Regions from separate parts of the Homo sapiens genome. Here region 1 is linked to region 2. The links are chromatin contacts, found by POLR2A ChIA-PET in ENCODE. All regions are on one chromosome and are shown on one strand. Each heading gives the region's core, a stretch centred on a gene start or an enhancer-like site at or near the end of the contact. The rest is flanking DNA. Distances are from core to core; before and after follow the strand shown. Region 1 overlaps BZW1-AS1 (BZW1 antisense RNA 1). Region 2 has its middle 5.9 kb from the start of SPATS2L.

What was found. ChIA-PET counts read pairs that join two places held with the same protein, here RNA polymerase II (POLR2A).
Region 1: POLR2A ChIA-PET joins it to region 2 with 10 read pairs in BJ. The contact joins two enhancer-like sites. POLR2A ChIA-PET finds 5 or more read pairs at or near these places in 2 of 52 experiments (BJ and Panc1).

What each region holds. Positions count from the first base shown.
Region 1 is chr2:200,785,687-200,788,441 of GRCh38, reverse strand. All of the region lies in intron 3 of BZW1-AS1 (BZW1 antisense RNA 1), which reads left to right. It also overlaps the pseudogene AOX3P-AOX2P and the pseudogene AOX2P. Among named protein-coding and RNA genes, the nearest start is that of BZW1, 25 kb to the left of the region's middle. RefSeq lists an enhancer at 617-1,133. Within about 2 kb of position 1,426, at least 10 of the 41 ENCODE cell types and tissues checked have a DNase peak (open chromatin) inside an H3K27ac peak, as active enhancers do.
Region 2 is chr2:200,299,432-200,302,218 of GRCh38, reverse strand. No RefSeq gene overlaps it. Among named protein-coding and RNA genes, the nearest start is that of SPATS2L, 5.9 kb to the left of the region's middle. Within about 2 kb of position 1,423, at least 4 of the 41 ENCODE cell types and tissues checked have a DNase peak (open chromatin) inside an H3K27ac peak, as active enhancers do.

The DNA.
Region 1 (2,755 bases), core at 177-2,676, 490 kb before region 2:
GTGCATGTGTGTCTGTGTGCGTACATGCGTGTCTGTGTGAGTACATGCATGCATGTATGTGTATGTGTCTCATGGGAACAGGTCAATAGGTTGAGCATTCTGAGGAAGACACCATGGGAGACTCTACTCTCAGTCTGTCCTGAGCCGTGCAGTCTGCTCTGTGTTCCATCTCAAGGAATCCAGGTGACCGAAGCATGTCCGTGCTGGTCTAAGGCCCTACCAATTATCTGTAGCTGAGATTATAGCTGAACAGGCTGGAGATTTCATGTTTTCACATGTTGTGGTAAATGAGCCCCAAGAAATAGAATACAGTCTTGTAGGGCTGGTAGATGTCTCCCCCAGCTCAGAGAAATCCAGGGCTGTGTATAGAGTATGGGGTTGAGCAGGCTTCATCTTGAACGGCTAGTGTTTGGGAGTGAACTGCCCGAGAGGAGTGGGTAAACCAGGCGTCTGGCAGCATGCAAAATGTTCACGTGCCTCTCCTCCTTCAGCAGGGAGGAAGGGCTCCAGATACTGAACTAAACAGGTGGCGCTTTTAATGCTGCCAGTTCTCACTGAGTCTGGGCATCTAGAAATGCAAAAGAAGCAGGGAGGGAAAATGAGACGTGGGGATGTGAGAGACGCAGTGCTGTAAAGGAGGGGAGTCCGTGGATGGAGACTGTATTAGGGTTTGCGGCGTAGGAAGAAGGTGAAGGCCGTTAGAAACTAGCCATTGGTCAGTCTCATAGAATAGCAGATTCTATGAAGGACAGGCATGGCCATTTGGAACTGAGGACTGATCTAAGAATGAAGGACTTTTCCCACTAGGGTACGATAAGATCATGCGTCAGCCTAACGCAGGACATGAGCCATTTGTTATGATTGCAAAGATTTCTTATGAGTCAGCGTGTTCCAGGCTGCCCCTTCAGAAGTGGGGTAAGCTGAAACCTGCTTATAAACCTGTTTCCAAGCTGAGGTGTCTGATTTTAACTTCCAGGAGATGGAAACTGAAGCTGTTAATTGGCTCTACATGGCCTCCCACTATGGCAGCCCACATAGACCACATTTGGTGATTACTCAATAAATAACGTTTTGCTGTTGGTGATATTAAGATAACATGTAAAAAATGTCTGCCTATTCCACATTCTCCAAGGCAGTATTTTTCTAATTTTTGAGGGTATGGAACCCTTCATGTCTCTGAATCCTAAATATATATTTTTTTTAAATGAAATCACTGTTTCTAAGGAGAAGTCCTCATATGAAAGTGTTAAATATGTATATCTTTAAAGGAAGTTTACTTTTTTCCCCTTGTGGAATTTAAGATGACTGTACAAAACACATTTTCCAGGAAATACATATTTTTCTTTCTCCCATCACCGAAAAGGAAATTACATAGAGATGATGTTTCTGGCCACGCCTAGTTGAGCCGGACTGACCTGCTGGGCTCAGAGTAGAAACCAGCAACACTGTCCTCACCAGAAATTAACCACCTGAGAAACAGCCATGCAAAAATGGCAGCCAGCATTAGGCTGTGATTAAGGTTAAACAAACCCAAACATGTTAAAAAAAAAAAAAAAACCTTTTGACATAGTAAATGCTCATTCATACAGTATGATTTTTTTGGTAACAAACATGCCTTAGGCTTCTTACCAATGCCTGCCTTTTTTGAAGCTAATTTACCCATGAAAATGAAGCTGCTAGTTAGAAGAGTTGTTGTTTATTCTGGCCTCAGCAGGTCAACTTGATTTAATGTGGAAACACTTTTCAAGCCTTTTGGGAGAGGCATATTTTGAAGAAGGTCATTAACAGTTTATGGGTTTTTGGTGATGACCTTAACACTAATATTTACAGAGTGACTCATATTTACACAGTATTTTTACATGCATTATTTTATTTAATTCCGAGGGAAAAGTACTGAGTGTTTTACCATCATTTCTATTTAAGAAATAGATCTAGTCGGGCTGTTATTTACCTTATGGCTATAAGGAGGTTATTAAAAGAGGAGGTCTTGAACTTTTCAATACTCATGCTCTAGTATACAGACACTCTGACTCCCTGACCTTCTTATTCATTAGAACAAATTGTGTTTTGACAAGGGCATTCAAAGGCCCAATGCAAAGACTGTTAATATATATGTTTCTTATTCTTTCTCTCTTTCTATATACACATTTGCATAGTACAGCATTGTGTACCAGTGTGAATCATTATATATTTCAATTAAAAACCATGTTGTAATTTGATCAAATGTATTAAAAATGTAAATTCTGGCTGGCACGGTGGTTCATGCCTGTAATCTCAGCACTTTGGGAAGCTGAGGCAGGTGGATCACGAAGTCAAGAGTTTGAGACATAACCAACATGGTGAAACCCTGTCTCTACTGAAAATACAAAGATTAGCCGGGCGTGGTGGCGTGCACCTGTAATCCCAGCTACTCAGGAGGCTGACGCAGGAGAATCGCTTGAATCCTGGAGGCGGAGGCTGCAGTGAGCCAAAACTGCACCACTGCACTCCAGCCTGGGAAACAGAGACTCTGTCTCAAAAAAAAAAAGAGTAAATTCTGATATGGGGTCAGATTTGTTCTAAGATGCTTTAGAAATTGGTCTGTGTGAGCAGCCAGGCTATAAGAACTTCAGGAGGCCTGCTGTGGCTTCTAAGGGGATGAATTAATTATAGTCACTAAAGATCTAAAGAAGTAGACCTGAAGTGTGATAAAGCATATGATAAAGACTAGGAAAGTTGCTGATTGGAAGAAGGACTATCCAGGTTTCACTCGCTG
Region 2 (2,787 bases), core at 174-2,673:
GTTGAACACCCACAGTTGTTATCTGAACACCCACAATTGTTATCTGAGTAAAAAAAAAATCCTTCTGTTGAATGAAGCATGACTAATACACTGTCTTAGCTCATATTCCAGAAAAAATTCCAGATGGATTAATAATCTAAACATAAAAAACTATAAAAGACTAAAAGAAAATATAGGAGACTTTTACAATATTTATAATATTTATAATCGAAGGCTGCTTCTTAGTAAGTACTGTAGGTAGGAGCTATAAGGGCTCCTTATAAGAGCTTTATAATACTAATTAGAAATATCATGAAAAAATTTCACAAGCTATAACAGAAAAAAATTAAACAGAGAAGACTATAAAAATTTAACATTTCTATCAAGTGAAGGGTACCATAAACAATGTTACCTAAGGGGAGAAAATACATGCAACATGTATACACAACAGGAAAGGGTTAATATGGGTAATATAGACAACTTCTTGAAATCAGTATGAAACGAGAAGCAGCAAAAGGGTAAGAAAATGGACAAAGAAAATAGACAATTCTCAAAAGAAGGACTATGTGCTAATAAGCATATGAAAACATACCCAACTTCATCAATGATCATAGCATAAATAAAAACAAGATAGCATCTGTTATTTGTCAGATTGGCAAAAATATGTTTTACTATCAGGTGTTTGCATCTATAAGAAATAGGAACTTTCATACTTAGCTGACTGGAGTGTGAATTAATAAACATTTTTGGAAAGTAATTTGCAGAACCTATAGATATTAAAAATGCATGTATCCTTTAATCACACTTTTCCACTACAAGTGATCTCATCTACAGAAATATTAAGTGTGCCAAAATATATTTACAGATATGCCGATTGTAATATTATTTGTAAGGGCCAAAAAAATTTGGACCACATTCCACGTTTATAAATAGAGGAATGGTTCATCTACTTCTCTATTTGGGCACATCTACACTGTAGAAAAATAAATAGCTGTTTAAAAATGAGGGAGCTATGTATGTGTTGACATGGAAGAGTGTCCATGATATATTTTTGAGTGATAAGAGCAAGTCAGAACACTGTGTACAGTATGAGCTCTAAACAGCAAGGGGGCAGGGCGGGGAGGATGGAAATTCCTGTCTCTCGAAGGATACTCACACTGTTGACCCTGGTAACCCTTTGACCCTTAGGGTGATGGTGAAAGGGGTGAAACCTGCCCTTTTAACTTTGTGCGCTTCTTTATCATTATAATTTTTTAAAAAGTAAAAAGATGGAAGGCAACAGAAACTAGAAGAAAAACCCATCATGGACACTGGCCAATGTCAAGCAGTTGAGGGATGGATAGGCAGAGAAACAAAGACTTGTTGAAGACCTGCCGAGGCAAATCCAAAGGGATGACTCACTCCCTTGGTGTTCTGGTGCAGCAGATCAAGTTGTTATGACCTGAGACCAGGGCTCAGCTTGGAAATTTTCCAGAAAAGATGAAGACTTGGGGTGAGAAGAGAAAGTATAACCTTGCTGGCCTGAGGGTAAAACATGTTGGAAAGAAGAAACCCAAACAATGCACTTTGGCTGAACTTTTTCAGTCTATACAGGAGCTAAATATTAGGTTATCTTTTCATTGTTTCAGGCATTTTTTATGTTCAAACCTTCTGTCCTCAGAAGAGTTGCCTGAAATGAACATGTACCTAATAGAGGGGTTTTTTCTTTGTTTGTTTGTTTTACAGGTTTCATGTCACTGTGTATTCTAGGAAGATAATTTTAGGTTCAGATTGTGCCAACAGAAAGACAAATGGAACCAGTTGTGTATTCTAAGTGAACAGGCTATCACTCATTCAGGATGCATGCATTTGTTCTCTGATGTGTACAGATGATCCTTGAGCAACATGGATTTGAACTGTGCGGGTCCACTTACATGTGGATTTTTTTCAATAACATTTACATCTAATGTGCCTGCCTCTTCTGCCTCTTCTTTCACTTCCTCCACCTATTCTGCCTCTGTCACCCCTGACAGCAAGACCAGCCCTCCTCTTCCTCCTCCTCCTCAATCAACTCAATATGAAGACAGTAAGGATGAAGACCTTTATGGTGATCCACTTCCACTTAGTGAATAAAAAATATTTTTTCTCTTATAATAATTTTTAATAACATTTTTTCTCTGCCTTTATTGTAAAAATACAGTATATAATACATATAACCAACTAATCTACTGTTTACGTTATTAGTAAGCCCTACAGTTAATAGTAGGCTATTAATAGTTAAGTTTTTCGGAGTCAAAAGTTATACTCAGATTTTTGACTGCATGGGGGTCAACACTTCTAACCCTCACAGTGTTCAATGGTGAACTGTATTAGCATCTTCCGTTTGCCAAGAGCAGTTTTTTTCTCAAATCTGATTACCAGTGAGATAGAAAATCTTGCATGTTTATTAACCATTTGTTTTAAGTAATGTCATGTTGATCTGTTATTTAACACAAAGTTTATTTTTATTGAATTTAGCTTGTACTCTAAAATTATCTACAATAGTATATATTATTTACCTTATAAGCAAAGGACTACTGGTGTTGTTTCTGGATGTCACACTGGGGAGGTTTAATGGGTCTTGTCATAGACTCAAATTCAGTATTTAAAGAGAAACCTTTGAATTCATCTGGGTCACAGCATAAGAACAAGCTGCAGGCAGATGCAGGCATGTTTCTGGTTAGTCGTGCTCTGAGTGCTTTTGCCCAAATTTTCCCAAATGTGGGACTGGCCTTGCCTAGTGTGGTATCTGAAGCTTGGGATATGCTTGTGACACTGAGATGGCATATT